Linked DNA regions of Homo sapiens: region 1 is linked to region 2. Evidence: chromatin loops called from intact Hi-C (ENCODE). Cell type or tissue: B cell. All regions are shown on one strand. Each heading gives the region's core, and the rest is flanking DNA. Links, peaks and the distances in the headings are about the cores only.

Region 1 (5,672 bases), core at 759-4,758, 210 kb after region 2:
CTCAAGGTGGTCCCTAGGCGCCCATGAGTGCTGGCAAATACTCAGCGTGCCATGAGCATTGTACGAATGTTTCCTTGCTTCTTTCTTAGCATTATTTTTCTATTCCTTAAAATAAGCATAGTAAGACTTTGGAGAAGGAAGGACTCCATGTGGCCTGGAATCGTCAGGACAGGTTTCCTAGAGGAGCTGGGACCTGGGCCTCCACTGGACTTGCTGCGTCTGATCTCAAGCAGAGCTGAAGGTGTCATTATTTGCCAAGTACGCCATTGTTCTGAGATTCAGTTTCCTCATTTGTAAATGGAGATAAGCATAACTAATTTACCAACAGATCACACACACAGAGCTGTCCAGCAGGATGGAAGGAAGCGAGGAACCCAGAGATTTGGGTCCAGTCAGAGTTCTGCCACTATGGTGTTACCCTAGGCAGGTCACGTTTTGTCTCTATGATTTTGTCTCCTCATCTGTGAAATGGGAATTTTTTATTTTGAAGTCACTAGGTGAGTCACTTCACCTCCCTAGAAGTTGCTTCCTCATTGGTAAAATGCCTGGTTGTAGCTCTCCACGTTTTTTTCTCTTGGGTTTAAAGCCCCTGTGGCTTGGATTCTAAGCTAGGGCCCACCCTGTCCCCATACCCTCTCCACCCACCATGCCAGCCAAGACAATACACCCTTGGGGAACCATGTTCAGGTCCAGAGAGAGAACAGAAATGCTTCTGGGCCATATCCTCTTTCCAGATGGCCTTTAAGAGAAACAAGAGGCACAGGTAACAAGGAGGAAGAAACTGACCTTGAAAACACTATGAAACATAAGCCAAACTCTCCCAGATAGCTGCTGGCAGGGTCCCCCCACCCCGGCCCCCATCAGCTACAGAGGCACTTCAGAGCACTTCCTGTCTCATTTGGGGCAGGGCTGGCCAGGATGCTCGTGCAGCCCAACCCCAGCCTGGGTAGGGTGCTCTGACCACAGGCCGGTCACATGTAAGGGCAAGCAGAGGACTATTTTTGATCAGTGGTTAGGAGCCAGTGGCAGGTGACAAAACATGGTGAGCGTGAGCAGCCACAAGTGGGCCCTGGGCTCCTGGGCATGGAACTCTCCCCACTCTTGGCTTCCCACTTCCTGGGGTGCATTTCTCTCTTACAGCCCCACCCCACACCACCACCCTCACTCAGTGGCAAACTAAACACTGTCCCTCCTAGCCAGACAGGGGTCTACACCTGGGACACCGTCAGTGGGGTGTTAGGGTTAGGTTGTTTGCCAAGTTCAGGATTGGGACACTCAGCTTTGAGCACCTCCTGCTATATGGAGGGCTCCTCAGAAGGGGAGGTCTGGAGACTTACGGCCTAATTTCCCTAGTCTCTAGAACAGAGCTCCACTTCCTAGGGAGCTTTCTCCAGTGCCCTCCCCACCATTTCCTCCAATATCACCTTCTTCTCAGGAGGAGGGGAAAAGGCCACAGGAGGAAGTAGAGGAGGGTGGGCAGGAGCCAGCTGGGGGATCAAGAGGGATCAGATGAGCACAGAGCCAGCTGATGGGGCTGCACACACCAGCCTCACCCTCTTTCTGCCTCTTCCCTCCTCCTCCTTTCTTCCCCTCATAGACGATAACTGAGCAGCTGCCATGTGCCAGCCCTGTCTGAGTTCCTGCGTATGCACATCTGCCTCACACTCAGACTCTGCACTCTGGCCTGCTCTCCTGCTGAGGCAGAGGGACCCTGTGGCGAGGGAGAGCAGAAAGAGCTCCTCAGCCTATGAAACTGGCCACTACCACAATTTTAGAAATGTGGTCACTGAGGGCCTGAAAAAAAGCCTTGCCCAAAGGCAATCCTCTTGGGACCAAGGCTCCTGCCTGCTGAGGCTGACGAGGTCCTGGCCAGGCAGCACAAATTCCATGCAGGGATGTCCCTGGGGCCCCTGCTGTGCACCCAGCACTGTGTTGGACTGTGGGGACACGGGGTGAGTCAGGCCTGATCTGGGGATGGGGACACAAACACACACAGAGCCAACTCACTCCTTGGTGCCTGAGGAGAAGCCCTGGCGCTGGAGGCACTTAAGAAATGCCCAGTGACCTTTCACACCACAGAGGGCACAAGCCCCCTGAGGTCCAGGGTACCATTGGCTTGCTCTGCCCTGTACCTGCATGTCAACATGGAGCCAGGAGCTGACCTCTGTTTTTGAATCATTAGCTCCTGAGTTGAGGGAATGTGGAGGAAGTGTCTGGGGGTGGGAGTCCAGACACTCATTCAGCGGCTGAGTGGCCCCTGTTCCACTTGGCAGCCCTAACTGCCCCCTCCCCAGCTTCCCCCTTTCCCAGCACCCTCCCACCAGCACCGTCCTGGGCTCCTGTTACTCAGGGTTCAAAAGACCGGAACACGAGCGATGGAATGTCAGGACAGGAGGGCAGAAGAGGGATTCAGGATAGACTAGGTCCTGCAGGGCCCCCACCCCCACCATGTGGCAGCCCAAGGGTATTGACAAGCCTTATGGTGAGCATCCCAGTGCTGAGGTCCAGAGAGGTACAGTGCCTTGCCCAAAGTCACACAGCAAGAAGGGACAGCAGTAGGCCCAGAGCCCCAGTCTCTGCTCTCATCTCAGACTCCACCCACTCTTGCACGCAGGTGGCTTCCCCAGCTGGTTCCACACGCTGGGTGGATGTCCAGGCCTAGCGTTCCTACAGCTCAGAGAGTGCCTGGTCGGCGGGGGGGGGGGGGGGGCGGGAATGGGAGGGTGCAGAGGGGGAACAGGAGAAAACAGAAAGTGCCAGTGATTCACATTTCAAAATGTCGTGTTATTCCAGGCGCTTTCTCGCTTTGCCACCACCTTCATCCACCCCCCACTTGCCATCTTGAGAACCGGCTGCAGGGTGGCTGGGGCGGGGGGAGGAGGAGGCTGAGACCATCATCTAAGGAAGCTGTGTTTCCACCCTGCCCACTGAGAAGCCCGAGGGTGAATGAGCAGTCGGATGAGCACCGAGCTGGGAACCAAGGGGCCTGGGTGCCAGCCCTGGCTTTGGAATTGGTTGTTGTGAGACCCTGAGCAAGTCCCTAGGCCTCTCTCTACTTCCTTTACATACTTCCCCAGCACGTAAAATGGGGAAGTGGGAAGAGTTTGTGGCTCCCACGACTAGTTGCATATCAAAGCAAAACAAAACAGATTCTTGGACTGCATCCCCAGAGATTCTGATTCTATATGTTAGAGATGAGGCCTGGGAGTCTAATTTTAAAGCATACCCCTAAACCCCACCCAACCTGGTGATTCAGTGCAACCAGTCTACCGAGGCGCGGTTAGAGAGTTCCTGGCTATATGCTTCCACGCGGTTTCCAATCATCTCCAGGACTTATTGACCTCCTCCAAAATGCCCTCCTGGATTTACCCAGCCCTCCCTGCCACGTCTAACCCTCCTCACTTCTGGCCTTGCATCCCTGCCCATACTCTCCTACAGCTCCTTAAAAGCATTTAGTCATTTGTGCCTGTGTGTGCACGTGTGTGTGTGTGTGTGTGTGTGTGTGTTCTACGTGAGCTACATGAGCAAGACGAACCTCCCACACAGCACAGAGGAAGTTGCTCAGCACTGGAGCCAGCTAGCCCCACATTTGGAACTGGACTCTGCTGTGCAAAGTTGGGTGACCCTAGGGAAGAGCCCCAGCCTCCCTGGGCCTCCGTTTCCACATCCCTTAGAGGGCCTAGCCAGACCCTGCCTCACAGGGCCACACACGAGACTCCACTAAGGTGGTGTACAAAGACTTGCGGTGGGGCCTGGGGAGGGGTGTCAGTGGCCAGGAAAGCAAGCCGGGTGAATGGTGGACCCTCCCAGAGGGATGTGTGCTACCCTGGGAGGTCTGGACTCCTTCCTCCCAGTGTGTGCCTTTAGGCAGATGGCTGCCAGCGTAGGTCCTCAATAAAGAATGGGTCCACCCCAGTATCATTCGAGGTCCCCACAGGAAACAGAATTCCCCCCAGGTGGCTCAAATGAAGAGACACAGATGGAGGGGCTTGTGACTGAGTTAGGCAGGGTTAAGGAAATCCAAAAGGGATGGGGAGACTCCTGGACTAGAACAGCTGACAGCTGTCCGCAGCCCGCATCTACAGGGCAGGGCAGGATGTCATGGCCAGAGACCAGCAGGAGTGGGGGCCGTGGAGGAGGGGCCGCCCCACAGGAGCGCAGTCACAGAGGGAGGCAGCTCTTCCGAGACACACGTCCCAGAGGGAGAAGCAGAGGAGAAATAGCCCAGCCCCTCTCTCCTCCCACTGTTGCTTCTCATTCTGGTATCTCCCGCTGGCCAAGCCCAGGCAGTGGTCAGAGGCATGGGCAGCCCTTAGAGGTCCCCTCCTGGGGCACAGAGCAGAGCAGAGAAGCAGAGACAGTTTGCTGGCAGGTTGCTGGGAATAGCAGGGCAAACAAACAAGCAGCTCCTCGGGCAGCCTCTGCTGTCTGGGCATGGGAGGTGGGGCCTGGCTTATCAACCAGAAGACAGGTTTGAGCCTCACCACTGCCACAGACACAAAGGGCGACATCAGGAAGTCGCTTCTCTCCAGGTCTCTGTTTCCTCATCCTTAAACCATAAGGGTTAAACTCTGTCCCGAGCCACCTCTTCCAGGCCTGACCTGCACTTCTCCTCACCTGCCTTTTCAAGAGAGGAGAGAGCCCTGCTGGACAGGAAAATGGGCTTGGAGAGGAGGGAAGCGTAGCAAATGGAAAATTAATTCTGGGCGGTAAAGAGCAGAGGCTGTTGTTTGTGATGTATAACTTACTCTTTGTGTCAAACTGTGTACTGTGTATATCAGTGGGATGGCAAGAAAACCGAGATCTATTACTTAGAGTTTAATCTGTTCTCCGTGTTGGAGAAGAGAGAGGGAGGGGGAAAGAAGACTACAACTTTAATCACAGGCCCGACTCAATGTGTCAAGCTGCTCTCGGGTGTGTTAGTAAAATGATGTCGGATCACAGGCTTCCCAGACAGCGCTGCACGCTGCGGCTTTATCTGCCGAGCTGTAAATTAGCACACCTACTTTACGCTCTTCAGGTAAAACCAGTAATTTAGCTGAAAAATACACACACGCACACATGCACACAGAGCATGTTGGGGAGGGCTCAGGAGAGGGGGCTGCCCCCCTTGAGCAAGAAATAGCTAAAAATGAGCAAACCGGGATGAAAATGACACCACGGCTGCGCCTCCTGTCATTAGCGCCTGGGCTCCTGGTGCCAGCCCCACAGCCAGCCCACCTTCCTTTCTACCTGCCTCAGTGCCTCCCCTACCCCTACCACCCCTTTTTGCCATGAACCGTAAATTACATGCTGACACCTTTAATTTGTGCAAAGTATGCCTGGCTGCGCCTGGCACCAGCAGCCGGCTGCTATAATAAGGTCAATCTATATTCATTGTCGCAGCACTTGATGTGCCAGATAACACAGGGAGGCAGCGCGGTGGTGGCTTCTCCGGGCTGGGGGGTGAGGTGGGGGTGCTCACTGCCTCTCATCGCGGCCTGGCACCAGTTGGCTCATCACTTATGCATGGCATGAGCAATGTTATGATTTAGCTAATCACCATCAGTTATTCATCCGATGGCTGCCTAGAGACGACAGTAGCACACGCCTGCCTGCCCAAGCCAGAGAGGGAGGCCCCTGTCCACTCGATGCCACAGAAAGACCACCCAGGGGGTCTGACTGTCCTTTCT
Region 2 (5,672 bases), core at 949-4,948:
TTAGGGTCAAATGGGACATGGAAGCAAACTCTGTCCAGTGCAAAGCCCCGGGGCTGGGTCAGCTCCTCCAGTGAGGCTGAGGCACCCCTACCCCTATTTTTCCCATCTCCTTTTTTTGATCTTGGGTTCAGCCTGGTTCTGAGCACCCAACTCCCTTCCCTAAGCTCCTTGGCTCCCCAGATAGGGGCTAATACACTCATCCACACTCAGGTCTTAGAATGGCAACTTCTAATGGCTCAAAAAATCCTAAGAGGAGGGGGCGTGAGCAGTGCTTACCCTAAGGGACTTGGCCCATTCGTAGTGTGTACAACTGACTCTAGGCCTTTCACTCCTGGAGCAAGTCTTTGCTTTGTCTGTTTTGCCTCCAACCAATCTTTTCTTTTTTTAAATTAACCAAATGAAAAATGTGAACTCAGAGTGTGAAATGACTTCTCCAAGTCCTAATTCAGAAGAACAGATCCTGGACCAGGACCCAGGGGTCCTGACTCCCCTCCCAGTGCTCAGAGCATCATACTGCCTCTTAAAGTGCTTGAATGGTGGCAGTACAGGCATGATGGCCTTTGGCAGGAAGGGATCCTTGATATTCCTCAAACCAAACCTTGCCAAGCCTTGGTGAGTCTTCTTTCCAGGGTCACACAATAGTCAAGAACCTTGTGCTGAAGGCCTGACAGATTCCTCAGTGGGTTAATGCCACTCTGGACAATCACAGAGGTAGCATGGAAAACATCAGGTGGCCTGCCTGGGTGACTAGGTTGCTCAGTGAGCATGAGCTGCAGATAGAGAGGGAGGTGCCGTGTGATGAGATGAGAGAGGACAGGGTGAGTAGGTACTGGGCTCACCGGCAGCGGGCTTCCTGTGCCATTTGTTTTCAGACTGTTGGTTAGCAGGGTCCCGCACTCCAAGCCATCTGCCTGGTTCAGGCCTACCCAGGGCAGGGAACGTCACCTCCTGAGAGCCCTGTTTCACATCTACCTCCCCCACCCTCCCAATCCCTCCCAAGACCCCACCAACCCGTTTTTTCCACAACCTGCAACCTTGACTCTTGCTTTGACACTCTAAGAAGCTTTCTGTCTTTCCCTCTTGACCTCTCTTCCTCCAGCAATTGGATGACTGGAAGGAGGTAGCCTGGACTCAGCTCTCCCTTCCTCTCTGTTCCAAGTCTGTTGGATCCTTGTCCAGGCTTTTCCTCTGCTTCTCCCTTTGGTGCATTTGCATCACTCCTAGCATAGCCCCTGCTGTCCTTGCAGAAGGATATTTCTGAAACAAAACAAAACAAAAAAATTCTCCAAGTCCTCAAAGGAAATATACAAAAACACTGGCGATGGAGGTGAATAAGTCATGAGGGTGGGGCCCTTGTGAATAGGATTAGTGCTCTTATAGAAGGGTTTGACTGAGGGAGTTCTTCCCTTCTGTCATACAAGAAGAGGTGAGGACACAGCATTTGTCCCCTTTGGAGGACACAGCAACAAGGCATCATCTTGGAAGCAGAGAGCGGCCCTCATCAGACAACTGAACATGCCAGGGCTTGATCCTGGACTTTCAGCCTTTGGAACTGTAAGAAAATAAATTTCTGTTTCTTATACATTACTCAGTCTCAGATATTTTGTTATAGCAGTAAAAAAATAAAGAATTAAGAGAGTTTCCAAACTTTAGAAATATGTATTATAAAAGTTGGCGAGCTAAGAGAATCACAGTCTTCAACTTTTTTACCCTCCCATTGAAGACCTGATTGTGATGTGAGTATCAGAGGTGGAAATCGGGGCTGCTGGTGAGGGAAGGGCCTTTGCTGCCTTTTAGGAAGGCAGGAAGAATCCAAAATGGCTGCTGACCATACAAGGAACAAACCATGAAGACCACCATAGGGGACCACTCACACTCAAGTCTGGGCTGCTGGTGCAGCACCTCCAACAGGCACCCGGGAGGAAGTAGCCTGCACTGCTCAGGGAGTGGGCAGCCTCTTCAGGAAGAAGCTTTCCTAGGTCAGAATTCAAACTCGGGTCCATCTGTGTCCAAAGCCTGCATGTGTCTCCATCATCATCTCCCTTTTTAGCACACACATAAGATCATTCTGAATCCCAATGGACTTTGCCTTAGCTTTGTTTATTTCTCCAGTGGCCATAGTAGGGACACATCCCCTTTACCTCCCCTTTCTCCACCCCACTTGTACCACCATCTTCTATAATAATGCCAAGATCACCCACCCTTAGACCCTGAAAGCAGCCTGACACCCTTTTCCCTCTGTGCCAGTTAATCAAACCTTACAGTCTCAGCTCCTGGAGAGTTTGTCTTGGAGTCTGGTACAGATTCTCAGCTCACAGCAAGGCTAGGGGAGAATGCTCTGAACTGATGGTGTGTGTTCTCTCAGATGTTTCACATTTGAGTGTATATAAAAGAGCAAAATGGGCTGAAGAGCCAACATTTGTGCTACAAAAACATGTCATATCAACAACAGCTACCTTGTCCCCAGAGAAAATTAGGTTGTATAGATGTGAATGTGGTTTTTTTTTCTTTTTTTTTTTTTCTGGGGGTGGAAGTGTTGTATTTTAATGCCTGATTTTGGCAGTTGGTGCAGAAAAATAATCGTGATGCCAATGGCCAAATTTTCCTCCATCCAATCTCAGAAAACTCGAGTTTATGTTTAAATTTCATGCAGCAGAGTTATATACACAGTGCATGAGGGCGGCTGTTCAAAATGTACACATTTCTAGCTCCACTGTAATTTTTTTTCTTTTTGCAAAAGGGAGCTGAGACATAAACACCACCCCCGTCTGACTGCACACAAGGTATGTATGTAAGCGACAAAAATAACTCCCCCGGGATTTCTACAGCCAGGCTGTCGTGCACAGGCACTGCACACGCCAGTGCAGATTGCTAACAGGTGTGGCTCGGGGGAAGGATGAAGCCAAGGACAGGCTGTGATGACTGCACGCTGGTGAAGTGATGGCAGAGAGGGGTGCACCACCTCCCTCTCCCACGACCTGGCCCCATCCCCCTTCCACAATAAGTACCAGGCACGATCTTGGGCATCATTGCCAAAATGTGGGATTCCGAGTAGTGCTATAGCTCCAAGATTGGCCTCTGGTAGGAATGTGAGAGGACATAAATGTCATCCTGAGTTTGGTGAGCTGGAGTAGCCACTCTGAAGCAAGGCTGGACTTGCTCCCTACTGTCCACTGCTTAAGAAACCAATGGTCTTAGGTCCCTGTAGAATCTAGGATGACGAATACTGAGGTGCTCTAGAAACATAGGCTGTTTCCGGAGCCTCCCTGTTGCCCGTGAGATAGAAGGAGCAGGACCCTCCCACTTCACAGGTGAGTCTCTGAGAGGCTGAGTCACTGCAGTATGGTCATACAGCCAGGCAAAGGCAGAAAACAGCCTGGACACCTTCTGCTGCTTTTGCAACAGACTATGAGGAGAGGCCCAGGGGAATAGCACGCAGGGTGCAGGGTGATTTGACTGGAGGGACAGAGGAAGTCCTGCCTCACCCATTTGCAGACCTGAAATCCTCAAAGGGAGTCAGCCATTGGATGTTGACAAAATTTCCCAAAGGTGTGTTAGGTGGCACCTGGATTCAAGATGTGCAAAAGCGTTAAGAGGGTCTGTCCCCAAAAAGTTTGGGCAATGCTGATTTAAACAAACGTAAAGCATTTTATACCCCGCAGGACTTCTCAGAGCCCTTACTATGCTAATGACCCAAGGTGGGGACTTAGTATGCAGGATCTTCCAACCACATTGACCGGAAAAATATTTTCACAAAGCCCTTTTCAGACCTAGTGCTTTGCAGACACACACTTTGTGGAATGCTGGATTAAGGCAATGATGAGTTTAGAAAGGCATATTTTTCTCAGGGAGGAGTAAAATATTATTCTAATATTAGTGAAATCCTTCTAAATGCAAAGTGGTTTAACAGATGAGCTTTAAATCATCTGAAAGACTCTGAAGAAATGGGACACAGGAAAGGTAAGTTTTGATTTGAAGAAGAGCAGAGGGAAGTGAAACTGCCTTAAATCCAATTTGAGAAAAGCTTATTTAAATGTGTTGCTGGAAAAAAAAAAAAAAAGAAAGAAAGAAAGAAAAAATGGTTTCAAGTTTTGTTGAAGTTTGGCTTTGTACCAAAAACTCTTAGGCCAAGGTGAGACGTAAAAGGTGCTAATGCGTTGCCCAAGGGGCCTATGTCAGATTCAAGCAAAGCCCAGCCAGAGGCATCTTGGGGGACAGCTGTTGGCTGGGGGTGTGGGGGTGGGATCTGGGAGCTGAGCTATTTTTACTTCATCTTGAAAAGGAGAGAAATAGCTGCTTTCTTAGAGGAAAAAAGCATTCATATATTATTTGGGGAGGCTGTGATGTAAGAACACATCTCTGCTCCATCAACTGTTGATGGGAGTGTAAATTAGTTCAACCATTGTGGAAGACAGTGTGGTGATTCCTCAAGGATCTAGAACTAGAAATGCCATTAGACCCAGCAATCCCATTACTGGGTATATACCCAAAGGATTATGAATCATTCTACTATAAAAATACATGCACATGTATGTTTATTGTGGCACTGTTCACAATAGCAAAGACTTGGAACCAACCCAAATGCCCATCAATGATAGACTGGATAAAGAAAATATGGCACATATACACCATGGAATACTATGCAGCCATAAAAAAGGATGAGTTCATGTCCTTTGCAGGGACATAGATGAAGCTGGAAAACATCATTCTCAGCAAACTAACACAAGAACAGAAAACCAAAACCTTATGTTCTCACTCATAACCAGGAGTTGAACAATGAGAGCACATGGACACAGGGAAGGGAATATCACACACCAGGGCCTACCAGCGGGTGAGGGGATAGGGGAGGGATAGCATTAAGAGAAATACCTAATGTAGATGATGGGTTGATGGGTGCAGCAAACCACCATGACACATGTAGGCCTATGTAACAAACCTGCACATTCTGCACACGTACCCCAGAGCTTAAAGTATAATAATAAAAAAAATGAAGCTCTAATATTCAAGCTCTCAAAGGCAGGGCCTGGGTCTCATTCACCCAGTTTAGGGCCCAGTGAGGGAGGACAATGTTTGTTGGGCTAAACTGGACACCTGGCCCTGGGGTTTTTAAGATGGGATTCTACTGCAAACACCACAAGACCTCCCTTAGTACACAGTACCTTCCGGCAGGATTGTCCTGGAAGTTGTGAGTCTGCCCAGAAGGAGCACAGGGATTGGGGGCAGGTGATTTGGGGGTCCATACCTGCCTCTGCTTCTCTTCAGTTAGGTGGCCACAAGCAGGTCCCTTAACCTCTCTGAGCTCCAGTTTCCTACCTGTAAAATAGGGATCCTGAAAGCTGCCTGGCGTACCTCCCAGGTGACAGGTGGATTAAATGAGAAGTAACAAATGCATGTTTTGAAAGGAAGATGCTGTACAAATTCCAGTTATTATTACATGACAGAATGTAAGCAATGTTAGGAAGGCATCTTCTCCTATCTAGAAATATTGTTTTGCCAAGGCATGTTAAAGGGCCTGAAATGTCATTATTAGAAATTTATTCCCTGGGATGTTAAAGGCTTTTACATGTTTAAGACATTTTCGCTAAAATGCATTTGGGAGGCATCAATATTCAGCCATTATCTCTGGGCCTCTGAGAGTCTGGCCTGAGACATGGACTTTTCCTGGCTGGCAG

Evidence for each region. A loop is a pair of places that touch in the nucleus more often than their neighbours do. Peaks named below come from ENCODE experiments on the same cell type or tissue, not always from the same donor. Only the 100,000 strongest peaks of a DNase experiment are listed, where the experiment ranks them.
Region 1: it touches region 2 in a loop (4-fold over the local background); 1 of 110 quality-filtered maps calls a loop at or near these places.

Annotation. Positions count from the first base shown.
Region 1 is chr15:69,664,483-69,670,154 of GRCh38, reverse strand. The region is part of intron 1 of PCAT29 (prostate cancer associated transcript 29); the gene reads right to left. Among named protein-coding and RNA genes, the nearest start is that of PCAT29, 75 kb to the right of the region's middle. RefSeq lists enhancers at 1,091-1,170, 3,679-3,728, 3,759-3,808, 3,249-3,863, 4,480-5,095. In B cell, for the core only: no CTCF peak of the experiment used is centred there; DNase peaks (open chromatin) are centred at 944, 1,554, 3,014, 3,404 and 1 weaker place; H3K4me3 peaks cover 870 bases; H3K27ac peaks cover 1,760 bases.
Region 2 is chr15:69,879,142-69,884,813 of GRCh38, reverse strand. No RefSeq gene overlaps it. Among named protein-coding and RNA genes, the nearest start is that of LINC00593, 47 kb to the right of the region's middle. RefSeq lists an enhancer at 3,178-3,467. In B cell, for the core only: no CTCF peak of the experiment used is centred there; DNase peaks (open chromatin) are centred at 2,813, 3,483 and 4,053; H3K4me3 peaks cover 667 bases; H3K27me3 peaks cover 842 bases.